Regions from separate parts of the Homo sapiens genome. Here region 1 is linked to region 2. The links are chromatin contacts, found by Hi-C or POLR2A ChIA-PET in ENCODE. All regions are on one chromosome and are shown on one strand. Each heading gives the region's core, a stretch centred on a gene start or an enhancer-like site at or near the end of the contact. The rest is flanking DNA. Distances are from core to core; before and after follow the strand shown.

Evidence for each region. Hi-C counts contacts between places; a loop is a spot of excess contacts on that map. ChIA-PET counts read pairs that join two places held with the same protein, here RNA polymerase II (POLR2A). Pooled maps may share reads with other maps.
Region 1: a pooled map shows a loop between it and region 2 (6-fold over the local background). The contact joins two enhancer-like sites. A Hi-C loop is called at or near these places in 6 of 168 maps with a recorded cell type or tissue (B cell, CD8-positive, alpha-beta T cell, MCF 10A and 3 more) and 10 of 50 pooled maps. POLR2A ChIA-PET finds 5 or more read pairs at or near these places in 6 of 52 experiments (AG04449, CD4-positive, alpha-beta T cell, T-cell and 3 more).

The regions. Positions count from the first base shown.
Region 1 is chr2:143,256,248-143,262,703 of GRCh38, forward strand. All of the region lies in intron 6 of ARHGAP15 (Rho GTPase activating protein 15), which reads left to right. Among named protein-coding and RNA genes, the nearest start is that of ARHGAP15, 130 kb to the left of the region's middle. Within about 2 kb of position 2,389, at least 6 of the 41 ENCODE cell types and tissues checked have a DNase peak (open chromatin) inside an H3K27ac peak, as active enhancers do.
Region 2 is chr2:143,081,569-143,089,001 of GRCh38, forward strand. No RefSeq gene overlaps it. Among named protein-coding and RNA genes, the nearest start is that of ARHGAP15, 44 kb to the right of the region's middle. Within about 2 kb of position 2,288, at least 3 of the 41 ENCODE cell types and tissues checked have a DNase peak (open chromatin) inside an H3K27ac peak, as active enhancers do.

The sequences.
Region 1 (6,456 bases), core at 1,139-3,638, 170 kb after region 2:
GGGAAATTCCAGATATGAATTTTAGAAGAATAGGGTTGAGAGAGGTAAATATCTGTGAAATGTAACTCAAAATTTCTGCTCTACTTCTGGTCTTTCTGTTGCCTTCTGAACTTAATAGACTGATATTTAATACACAACATGAAAATCTTTTTATTGTGTGACTAAGAATATAGATCCTTAATCTTATTTTTAATGTGCTATTCTTAGTGGCATTAATGTAATATCCAATTAATTAATCAATGACATATTCAAATTAATACTTAAAAGCATATCACCTTGAAAGCCCTACCAAGCTGTTAATAGAAACTTGCAAAAGGTAACATAGAAACAAGTGTAGCAACTATGCCCCAAGTGAAAGAGGGACAATAGTGACACTTATTACTCCCCTACTGAGGTATCAGTACAATACTGTTTTTCTGATTGAAGGGAAAGAGATATGATTATTTGTATGATGTTTAGCTTCACTTTTGTTGATGCGGTCACACAGATTTTGCACAGAGGGAGGCATAAAATTTTATAATTAGAGATTTGATTTAAGAATATGAATGTCAGGGGTATATAAAGATTGAGTGCAAATGATAGAATCTGGGGACAGGAAATAAAATTGATTGTAAGAATCTAGATGAGATCAAGAGAGCATGTTAGCTTTGACTGATGAAAGGAGAAACAGAAACAAGAAGATGGATGGAAAGTACATTCTGCAAATGAAGAACATGCCTATTGGTTCAGATAATGTGACTTGGGAACCACTGTCTTTTTGCACGTTTAATTTTCTAAGAAATAATAAAACTTTTTTAAAAAATATATTCTAGACATCTAGAATTAAGATTTATAAACTAAGTGTATCGTTAGGGAAAACAACACGAACTTTATGTTGCCTGGGTGATCCCGTGAAACTCACTAGTCAAAGCCTTAGACATCAAGGATGTATGCTCATTTGCACACCTTCATTGTTTCATTACTAGAGGGCATAATGCTGCCTTACTAGATTCATTCTTTTTGAACTATCAAAGCAGCATGCAACCGGATGACAGTAAAGATTGAAAATAGTAGTATTAGTACATTTTGGTCCCCAATTAGTGAAGGGAACCAAAATTTTGTAATTCCAAAATAACATAAAACAAAAGAAAAAAGTCAACTTGGCTTCTTCTGTTTCTAACATTTCAGCAGAAGAATGGATGCACGTCATCTAATGAACTTAGACAACTGGATAGCTCACTTCACATTGCCTTCTGGAATAGCTGGCTATGTGAGCTCAAAGATATGAGTTGTGCAGTTGGAATAAATTCTGGGTTTTAGTCTGACACCAGGCTAAATGCACCATGCTGTTCTTCATTTACCGACATCATATTGTGAATCCCTTCCTCTCATGGAACATATTCTGTTTCTTGATGATTTGGTAGAGCTAGTGTGGTAGTCTCTATGCCATCCATGGGCTCCTGTGGCTTGCAACGCACTTTCTCTGTTTTCCCATAAGCAGAATGAGACTAACTGAGCCACATGGAGATCAAACCTGAGACTTGACACGATGCACTCCAACCTGGGCAAAAGAAACCACTGCCACTGGGGAATTTTATGGAGTAAGGTAGAATCAACAAGTGTATGGTTTTTCTACTTGTTATTTTAATCTCATTTATAAAGTATAGAAAATATATTGATGCTAGCAAGACAATATTCAAGCCAAGGGATCCTTTTTCATATCTGTTTCAATATCTTTTATTTTTAAAGAGAGCAGCCATGTGTATTTCATGCTGTGTATGATTTTTAATAGCAAACAGACCTATTCCAGAAAAAGGAACAATTTAATCCCTAAAGCTGGTACATAATAGATGGGGCCAGTAAATGGTATCACATTTTACAGCTTGTCCATAAGGATGACACAGGATGAAATAAAATTGAGTGCTTTTGGATAGCATAGGATCACTGGCTGATAAATAGATGACGCTATTCAGTTTTTAGAAACATAAGGTAATGAAGCTGGATCTGAAAGCAAGAGAAAAAATACATATATATATATATGTATTCAGTGTTTATATGCCACAAGCCACTGAGCAGGAGGAAAATCTGGGCAGCGGTGAGCAAAGCTGAAACCTCAGAGCAATGTTTAAAGCAATATAAGAAAATAACAAAGCAAGCATCCATAAACAAAGGCTTGAAATGCACAGAAAAATAAGTTCAAGATGAAAGGAAAATGCCCACACTTATGCATAACTGGAAAGGCCACTTATGGCATCTATGCATAGAGTCTCTCAATGTAAGAGTTAAACATACTACTAAACATTTAGCAGAAAAAAAATTCAAAAGGATATAAAACACTGCAGGGCAGTTAAGGATTCTTGGTATTTGAAGAGGGGAGGAGGCTGCTCTTTTATCTTAACAAAACAGGATGTTGAGAGGTGGCCTAAGTGAAACAATGAAATGAAATGGTTGATGTTGGGGAGAAATCAGGAAGGAAGCTGTTTGAACTCTTTTCAGATAACACTGATGGGTATGAGATGGCTTAACCAAGGGAGAGGTGTTCACATGGAGGGTTTAGATGCATTTCTTTTTAGTAGAGAGCTATTAGATTCTTGACCTCAGCCTCATCAATTTACCTAACATTGCATTTCCGGCACTGGGAGAAATTCTAACAGTCTCACTTTCTGGGTGAACAAGTGTAAACTAAAAAAATTACAGTGGCAAAATTAACAAATTGCTGAAGCACCTTGAAAACGGAAATACCAATAATGAGGATTCCTTTCCCAAGTAACTTAGAAAGACCTTGATTGTGGTCTTTTTTTTTTTCTTGAAGTTGAATTTTAAGCAATGCTTCATTTTCAAAATTCCCATGCCCTTGATCAAGTAAAAGGCAAGCTTCTGATATTTGAGATCTGCGATAGATTTGAAATCAATTCATGGAAAGGGAGGTTACGAACATACTCTTTTGATGTGTAGGATGTACTGATAGGGGTGGCAGAAAATTATGTGAAACCCTTCTCTTTTGACAGCTATACTGGAACATTTACAACCACAGATGTTATTTGTCCATCAGAAAAGAAAATATTTGTTTCAAGCTTCAGGCATTTTCTACTACAGTATCAATATGAAATTCAACCTCAATTTAATGTTTAATGCATATGAAAATAAATATTTGGAGGGGGCAAATACTAGAAAACAATTGAACCCCACAAAATGTAACTAGCAATATGGAAAAAAATGCTGGCTTCATTACGAGCAAATTTGTCCTTTTACTAAAGTAAGGATTGTTCTATTATTAACATAGGAAATCTTAGATGGACTGCAAAGAATGCTGCATTATTCATAAAAGCATTGCTGCCATCTGGTGGCTACTTGGCATTTCAACACTGGCTTCTCTGATTCGGTTTGACTGGGTGCTCTCGGGAGGTATTTAAAGAAGAGCTTTAAGTGGTAAAATATAAATGTGGACATCCTCTGGCCCTACATGTCATTCATCTGATGGCAGTCCTTTCTCCCTGTCTTGTCGTGGAATGGAGGATTCAGGGAGAGGAAATGAGATACTTGGATATCTTTTGTCCTGAATGTGAAAGTGTATTTTACATGGCTTATCTAAAGAAGTTACTCTTGGCTGTTGTTGACTGATGAATTTTATCGACATTCATTTCTGTTGGCAAATAAATAAGTATATACCCAAATATTAAGAAGGTTTATTGAATCTAAAGATATGCTATTTTGCTTAAATAAGAATATACATGAGATGCTTTAATCCCTCATTTGGATCTAAGCATGAATTTTTTTAAGTTATCAGTCACTGAATTTGACTTTAGAAATAATATAATTTAGAATGTCAAAAAAGAAAATGTACAGAGGTTCATAAATTTCTTCCCATTTATTCAATTGTTATATTAAAATGGGAGGATTGTTAATGACTCAGAAACTCGTAATCCTTCTTCATGAATTTTCAAGTTAAATGACAAATATTATTCAGTTCACATCGCACTTTTTGTTGAAAATAAAATAGTTAAAATTTAAGAAATTTTGATGATTCTCAAGCATCAGTGTATTAACTCATTCTTAACAAGAACCAATTAGAATTAGGATATCTCTGTAATTTTAGTACGGTTTTAAGTTTCCAATAATCGTAGAAAGTCTCCTTGGTATGTAATGAAAACCTTGACCCTTTAAATGGCTATTTATATAGATCACAAGTCTTTGAAGATTATAGGAGATAATGAGTTAAAATTGCCCCAGGAGGAAAGCTGAAGTTTTCTTCTGAATTCTCAGGGATGATATTTAATAGTTAATATTCAGTTTCTAGTGAATATTTCCCTGTATCATTAAACTGCCTTCTGATTTAGTAAAAGTCAGATAACAAAGAACCATTACACTAAATCTGGAGAATTATATACTGAATTAATATTATCCTTTACAAGAAAATGTGGAAATGCCTATATTGAAAGTAAGACTTTTGGGTTTTATTTTTAAATTTGTGGGTAAGATTTTCAATCTGTGAATACATACTTGATATTCCCTTTGTTACTAGCTATTTCTACCACTAAAAATAATTCCTTCTTCAAAATATGTAATTTGGCTTATGGAAGAATGTTGCTCATCTTCTCTAGGAAGATGGCTCGATTCCCCATCCTTCCTCTGTTCTCCATTCTACTCACATTTAGGAAGGATATGAACAACAACAACAATAAAACCTTGCAAAGAAAGTAAAATCGATAATGATTATATCCCTGTCTCTTTCATCTGTAAGTATAAAATTTCAACTAAATTATTCTCCTAATAGACTTGGATACAACCCTGTGGTGGTTTCTAATGGCTCCATAATAGAGATAGTAAACCTTGTAGCTATGGTCAGGATGCCCTAGGTTTTAGTCATAAGTTGCTAATGTTTGTTTCAATAACATTTGCTCTTTGGCAGCTTTTACAGCTACTTAACACTAAATTCCCATTTAGTCAGGAGGATCATTCATATACTGTAATGAATGATGTCACCTTAAATCCTTTACTATGTAATTGCTGGATGTTACATTTTATAGTGGGGCATTTGATGGTGTATTTGTTTATGCTAAATTTTATGACAGTGACAGCTGTATCTTGGAGGAATGACCTTTTTTTTTTTTTTTTTTTTTTTTTTGAGACGGAGTCTCACTCTGTCACCCAGGCTTGAGTGGAGTACAGTGGCACCGTGTTGGTTCACTGCAACCTCCGTCTCCTGAGTTCAAGCAATTCTCCTGCCTCAGTCTCCTGAGTAGCTGGTATTACAGGAACCCACCACCACACCCGGCTAATTTTTTTTTTTTTTAATATTTTTAGTAGAGACGGGGTTTCACCATGTTGGCCAAGCTGGTCTCGAACTCCTGATCTCAGGTGATTACCAGCCTTGGCCTCCCATAGTGCTGGGATTACAGGCCTAAGCCACGGTGCCTGGCCGACCCTTTTCGTTCATAGGAATCTAGTTTCAAATCTTTTTAAGCAAATAGTTTCATCATATTTGCCTTCTGGCTTAGGCTAGGTTCCCCTGAAAGAAAAATTTGAGACTAGGAATTGTGTGCAAGCAGTTTATTTGATTGAAGAAAGCAGAAATTAAGAACTAGCAAGAGTGAAACAGAAGGAAGAAAAGCCAATGCAGAACCCATTATTGAGTTGGTCATAGGGTAGCTAGGACAACTTGCCAGAATTTTCCACCCAAGGATAGACAAGATGAAGCATTTGTTCATTAGCTCCTGAGCCTTTGGTTTCTGGTTGCCTCTGGGTGGGGATAATGTCTTTAGATCTTGAGTTTCAGGCTGTTCATGGGTGGGCGTGTCAAGAAGGCTCTTTCAGGTTTCCTACCCTGTAGAACCAGGAAATATCCACAGCAGATAGTAAAAGATGTGTAACGCGTGCTGAGGCAAGATGCAGTCAGTACAAAGGAGTTGAAGTCCACACAGAACTGTTGCACCAGCTGCAGCTGTAGTGACACCCACACAGCTAAGAGGATGTGAAGCAGGGCACAGGAAGCATCTGATGCAATTTACCGCTTGCAATATTCAAATTTACTTATCTCATGTTAAATCTAATCTGTTGCCATGTCTTCAAAATGATGGCTGGCCTCAATCTCTACAAAAGAGCTAATAAAAATGTTTTTGTTTAAAAAATAAAAATAAAAAAGCTCCACTCCTCCACTGCAACTGTGTATGAGGCCATATTTGATATTTATCATCTACCACCTTCACTCATTCTAGATTTTCCTCATCCTCAGCCAGGAGGAGTTTAGTCGGTTTTGTTTGTCTGAAGGAGTCAATCGGACCTTTGTATATGCGGGGTCTGAACCTTTGATTTTTTTTTTTTTTTTTTTTTTTTACTTTGTCACGCCCTGTTCACTGTAGTTGACAGTTCACTGCTCTCATCAGGCCTAGATGTACCACAAGACATCTCACTGAATCATCTGACTTCCAGATTCATTCTTCCTCCTGCTGCTGTGCATATGCAACCTTACTTTCTCAT
Region 2 (7,433 bases), core at 1,038-3,537:
ATCTTTGTTTGAAGTTTCTGTCATTAAAAAAAAAAAAAAAAAAAAAAAAAAATCTCCCTAGGCTCCCTTCAGATGAATGCCCTACTTACAGCATTTCTCTGTTTTGAATCTCACCATGATGTCTTGAGTAGTGGTTCTTAAAGTGTGGTCCCTGGACCAACAGCAACAGCAATGTCTTAATAGTAGTTGACACACAAATTCTTGGGCTCTACCTAGTTGTTCAGGAACTCTGAGGGTGGAGCCCAGTGATCTGACACACGCTAAAGTCTGTGAATCACTGCTTAGAGAATAACTGTATAGACCTAGTCCACCAGATTTGCTTCTTCACATGTTTACTATTTTAAGTGACTTTTAAACCCTTGTTAAATCAAGTTAGGTTTAAACCTGCCTCCTTACATATCTTAAGCTTGGCCTTAATGTTTTTCTGTACATTGTAAACTATAACAAATGGAGGTGTAAACAGACGGTAGCCTACACTTGTGCCAATCATTGAGTTTTGACCAATCAAAGGTAGCCAACTGTTCAAACCATGTTCAAGTAAGGCAAACACCAAGCTGTAACCAATACCTCACTTCCATTCTCTGTACGTCACTTTCCTTTTTCTGTCCATAAATTTTCTTCCACTAACTGGGTGTGCTGGAGTCTCTAAGCCTACTCTGGCTCAGAAGGCTGCCCAATTCATGAATAATTCATTGCTGAATTAAACTCCTTTAAACTTAATTCGGTTGAAGTTTTTCTTTTAACACCCGTTTTCCTCTTGATAAGGTTTCTGATTTTCCAGACTATAAGTCTCAATGAAGAATTCAGGAAAGCCTAATTTCACATAGCTGAACAATGAATTATGTTACACTGTATCTGTGTCTCCCTAAATCTAAAATCCCCTATGAGAACTCATAGGAATCATGATTTAAGGAGACCAGAAAGACCTCTGCTTGGTATTTTCCAGAAATATTATCCTTCTAAAAACTAGAAATATAATTGTATTTCTAAGCATTTTTCTAAATTTAAAAATGTTTTAATTATCTATTGCTGCATAAATTTCATGGCTGGGAGAACAATGTTTTGATTTGCCCATAATTCTGTAAATCATAAATTGGACAGGGCTCAGCTGGAGTGGTTTTTCCACTTACATGTCATTGTCTGGAATGTCTTACAGGGTTAAATTCCACTCCAATGGCATCTGGGGCTGGAATAACTAAGATGACTTGACTTACATATCTGGCACTTTAGCAGGGATAGCTGAGATGCTGGACACCTGAGACTTCTATCTCTCTCTTTCTGCCCACTCCCACCCTACCCCACCCCATGGATGCTCAGGCCCCTTTTCATGGTGACTAGATCCCAAAAGCGAGCATTTTAAGTCGTGACAGCAAAAGCTGTAGATGTCTTTAGGCCAAGCTTTGAAAGTTTCCCAGTGTCACTTCCACCAGATTCTACTGACCAGAACAAGTCACAGGGCTAGCCTAGATCCCAAGGAAGGGGAAATTCATACTACTTCTTGATGCTGAAGCAGCATAGGCATACTGTGGGAGACCACATAGATGGGCTTTCTGGTTGTAGCTACCTTTGGAAACATAATAGACTCCAGAAAAATTCATAAAGATTATATTCAGGAAAGCTTGTCTAAATATTATTTATAAAGATAGAAAGCAGGAATCAAATGCACAACTGTAAGGGACTGGTTCAATTATTGCATCATTAAAAATCCTGTTTGAGGGCCAGGCATGATAGCACTTTGGGAGGGTGAGGTGGGCAGATCGTTTCAGTTCAAGAGTTTGAGACCAGCCTGGGCAACCTGGTGAACCCCCTCTCTACAAAAAATACAAAAAGTAGCCAGGTCTGGTGGTGCACTCTTGTGGTCCCAGCTACTCAAGAGGCTGAAGTGGAAGGATTGCTTGACCCTGGGAGGTTGAGTCTGCATTGAGCTGAGATTGTGACACTGAACTCCAGCCTGCGTGACAGAGCCAGACCCTGTCTCAAAAAAAAAAAAAAAAAATCCTGTGTTAGAATTATTTTAGCATTTATATATATATATATATATAGAAAATAGAGAAATAGGATTCCAACTCCCAAAGAACAAGAATTAGAAATAAAGATAAATATCATTAAATCTAAGTCAGAATAAGCTAACAGAGGTACTTCCACCAAGTCTTATGAAAGTGAAGAGGAGAGTTTTAATCCTAACAACAGGGATAAAAGAAGACTTCCTCTTTTCTTTTTTTTTTTTTTTTTTCAGTTTCTGGAATTCCTCAGAAGACTCAACTTCTCAGGTTTTCTTCATGAGCAGTAATGAGTGAGTCAGAGAGGAAATGGCATCATCTAAATACGGTGGCATTGTTGCATGCAGAATGTTTCACTTTCAAACGCTTGGACTAAATGTGCTCAGTCAAAATAAATTAAAAATAAAGAATGGCCTAAATTGTGTAGGTGGATGATGCAGCTCTTCATTCCTTTCAGTGAGCTGAGGACCCAGGTTGAATGTGGCCAAACTGACAAAAATTCCTCCTGCCTCTCAAGTGTCTTTCAGGAACAAGCATTTCCCAGAGCATTTCCCAATAGGATTCTAGTGTTTATATGAGGTCTATTTTGTACTATTTTTTTTACTCAAAATACAAATTAGATACATGACCTGGAAGTCAATCAAAGTGTCCTGTTTTCCAGTAATGGAGGAAAAACTGTCCACACTGGACTTATTTAAAGAATATAGGCTTCTGGCATGTTGCCTCCATTGAAGAGCTGCAGTTTGTTTAGAGGTCATTGGGGCCCTAAAATTCTACATCCCCACTTTGTACAGATGTAGAAACTGAGGACCAAAGTAGTCAAAGTCTAGAACCCTTAGGTTCTAATTATGCCTGTTCCTTTTCCCTCTCCCTTCTATACTGTGTTTCTGTGGGGATTCTACAATTCTCAATTGCTACACAATCCCTTAGGGGGATAACAATATTGCAGATTATTACTGATTATTTTGTTTAGCTGCTTAAGCCTCTTTATAAACCTGCCTCTCTCCTGACAGAGGTGATAGTCTTTCACAGGATTCTCTGGCTTCAGTCACCACACACTTGTTTAAAATATGGAATATTTAGCATTGAATGCAGGAACTATTCATTGATTTACAGGAAATACATGCGCAACTCTGACCATATGCCAAACTCCATTCCAGCCAGGAAGGGTGGGCGCCTGTAACATTTTCCTTGCTTTCTCCATACCTGCTTTCACTGCTTTCACACTAACTTTCAGGAAAAGAAAGCAATAATTCATGCATACTGCATGTTCTATACAGGCATACATTGCCTTATTGCATTTCGCTTTATTGCACTTTGTGGATATTTCATTTCATACAAATTGAAGGTCTATGGCAACTGTGTCACACAAGTCCATTGACACCATTTTTCTAACAGTGTGTGCTCCCTTCATGTCTCAGTGTCATATTTTGGTAATTCTTGTGACATTGCAAGCTTTTTCATTATTATATCTGTTATGGTGATCTGTGATCAGTGATCTTTGATGTTACTATTATAATTGTCTTGGGATGCCACAAACCATGCCCGTATAACTTGGTGAACTTAACCAATAAATGTGTGTGTTCTGATTGCTCCACTGGCCATTTCCCTGTCTTTCTTTCTCTGCATGGGCATCCCTACTCCCCAAGACACAATATTAAAATTATGCCAGTTAATAATAACTTTACAATGGTCTCTAAGTGTTCTAGTCAAAGGAAGTGTCACAGGTCTCTCACTTTAAATCAAAAGCTAGAAATGACTAACCTTAGTGAGGAAGGCATGTTGAAAGCAGAGACAGGCTGAAAGCTAGGCCTCTTTTGCCAAATGGTTTAGTTAATGTGTGAATGCAAAATAAAGCTCTTGAAGGAAATTAAAAGTGCTACTCCGGTGAACACAAAAATGATAAGAAAGCAAAACAACCTTATTGCTGACATGAAGAAAGTTTGGGAGGACTGGATAGAAGATCAAACAGGTCATACAATGTTCCCTTAAGAGCTAAAGGCTAATCCAGAGCAAGGCCCTAACTCTTTAATTCTGTGAAGGCTTACAGGTAAGGGCACTGCTGAAGAGGTTGCTTCATGAGGTTTAAGGAAGAAGCCAGCTCCATAACATAAAACTGTAAGGTGAAACAGCAAATGCTGACCTAGAAGCTGCAGCAAAGTACCCAGAAGATCTAGCTACACCATACAACAGGTTTTCAAGTAGAGGAAATAGACTTCTAGTGGAAGAAGATCCCATCTAAGACTTTCGCAGCTAGAACATAGAAGACAACGCCTGGCTTCAAAGATTCAAAGAACAGGCTGACTCTCTTGTTAGGGGCTAATGCAGCTGGTGACGTTATATTGAAGCCAATGCTCATTTACCATTCTAAAAATTCTAGGAACCTTAAGAATTATGCCAAATTTACTCTGTCTATGTTCTATAAATGAAGCAACAAAGTCTGGATGACAGCACATCTGTTTAGAGCAGGATTTACTGAATACTTAAATCTATTATACAGACCCACTGCTCACAGAAAAAGATTCCTTTCAAAATATTACTGCTCATTGACTATGCACATGGTCACAAAGAACTCTGATAGATTAATGTTGTTTTCATACCGGCTAATGCAACATCCATTCTGCAGCCCATGGAACAAGGAGTAATTTTGATTTGCAAGTCTTATTCTTTAAGAAATACATTTTGCAAGGCTATAGATGCCATAGATAGTGATTCCTCTAATGGATGTGAGCAAAGAAAATTGAAAATATTTTTTAAATGTTTCACCATTCTAGGTGCCACTAGGAATATTTCATGATTCATGTGAGGAGGTAAAAATATCACGGATACTAGGAGATTAGAAGTTGATTCCAATCCTCATGGATGGCTTTGAGGAGTTCAAGACTTCAGTGGAGGGAGTATATGCAGATGTTGTAGAAATAGTAAAAGAACTAGGATTAGAAGTGTAGCCTGAAGATGTGACTGAATTGCTTCAGTCTCCTGATAAAACTTTAACAGATGATGAGTTGTTTCTTATGGATGAGCAAAGAATGTGGTTTTTGGTTTGTTTTGTTTTATTTTGTTGTTTTGTTTTTTGAGGTGGAATCTTCCTCTGATGACTATGCTGTGATCATTGAAATGACAACAAAGGATTTTGAATATTTCATGAACTTGGTTGATAAAACAGTGATAGGTTTTGAGAGGATTATCTCTAATTTTGAAAGAAGTTCTATTGTGGGTAAAATGCCATCAAACAACATCACAGGCTGCAGAGGATTCTTTCACGAAAAGAAGAGTCAACTGATTCTGCAAACTTCATTTTCTTATTTTAAGAAATTGCAACAGCCATCCCAACTTGCAGCAACCACCATTCTGCTCAGTCAGCAACCATCGACATTGAGGCAAGACCCTCCACCAGCTGAAGGCTGGGGTCTTCGATGATTGTTAGCATTTTTTAGTAATATTCTTTAATTGAAAAGTACATTTTTGGACATATGCTATTGTACACTTAATAGACTACAGTGTAGTGTAAATATTACTTTTATATGGGCTGAGAAACCAAAAAATTTGTATGACTCAATTCATATGTGGTTTATCATGTGCTTTATTATGGTGGTCTGGAACTGAACCTGCAATATCTCTGTGGTATGCCTTTAACTGATAGTAACCAAATCCCAGCTCCTAAAACCCATAGAGTATGACGTGTATCCCCTGAGTATTGGTACTGTCTTGATCTCAGCTCTCAAGGTCAAAAACCCCTCAGCCCTAGGGACATACTGGGCAGGTTTTTGGTTTTTTGTTTGTTTCTTTTTCCTGCTAGCCTGGAAAGCTTTGAAAAGAATGTATAGACAGGAAATTAGGGGAAATAGAGTAATCTCACTCCACACAAAACTTTCATCCAATCTACAATAATAAATTATTAATTAACTTAATGTTAAAAATGCAAACAAAAAATATTTTCTACTAGAAGCAATCCCTACCTGACATGCTCATAGGAGTAATTTGCCTACTTTAACCAAAACATTACTTCCTCCTCAATAGCTAAACATACTTTTTAGATTTCATGATTAACCAAAATGAGAATAATTTTTTATAAATGATCTCCTGTTTCATGGCCCTTAAATACCTAGTCCTACTTGATAAACATGAGTAGTCTGGCTTAACCACGTTCCAAAGCCTCATTTTGCTTCTGCTCATTATTTAGCAGCTTTGGTTACATACTTGCTTGTTGTATCTGGTTATAACCCTTTCTACTAATTGGAGAATGAGACACTTGCAACATATTTTAATATCCAGCCAGCATAAGCAATGTGGAAGTGTCTTCTCAGATCTATCATGAGCAAGAGGCCAAAGAGGAAAAAATAAAATTATCTGATAGTACCCACTATTGTTCCCCAACATCTGGGATGGATCCTACATGAGAATTAACTTCTGTTCCTTCCCCAAATTATCGTTCCTTCCTCAAGTTACCATCTGCTTCTGTTACTATAATTCACCGCCTCCTCAATTAAGCTTTGTTTTCTTCAACTTCTATCCTAGGTTGGGGAATTAATTTACTGCTGCTGCTATAACAAATTACTATAAATTTAGTGGCTTAGAACAACACACACTTATTATCTTACAGTTCTGCACGTTGGATGTCTAACATGGGCTTCACTGGGCTAATATCGGGGGGTTGACAGGGCTGAAATAGTTTCTGGAAGATCCAGAGAGGAATCCTTTTCCTTACCTCTTCCAGCTTCTAGAGGCTGCCCACATTTCTTGGCTCATGGCCCCTTTCTCCAGCCAGCAACATTGCATCTGTCTCATTATTGCTCTGGAGTCTCTCATCACAGTTGGGAAAGGTTCTCAGCTTTTAAGGAGCCATATGACTCGATAGACACACAGCGATAATTGAGATTGGGATAATGATATTTCCCAATCTCAAGGTTCTTAACCCTAGTCACACCTGCAAAGTCCCTTTTGCCATGTAAGGTAACATATTTATAGATTCTAGGGATTAGGGCATGGACATTCTGGAGGCCATTATATTGCCTACAATGGTTGGTTTCTGACCATTTCCTCTTTCTCTCCCCCTGAACCGGGGAACTAATTAGGAAATCATTTGCTAATATTAGCCTGTAACTGTCGGTGGATATTTCCAGTCTGATGTAAGCTTATGTAATGGGCAATATCTTCATGTTACTTATATTAACATTATTGCTTCTATTAAATAATAGATTAGTCCAATGTGATGTAAGGAGTTCAGTAGTGTGATTAGAATTTAGGATAGTCAGATGTTGAGCTTGAACGCTTTCTTAATTGGTGGCTGCTTTGGGGTCAACTATTGCGTCTGGAATTGGTGCGTTCTTGGTCTCACTGACTTCAAGAATGAAGCCGCGGACTTTCACGGTGAGTGTTACAGTTCTTAAAGGCAGTGTGTCCGGAGTTTGTTCCTTCTGATATTCAGATGTG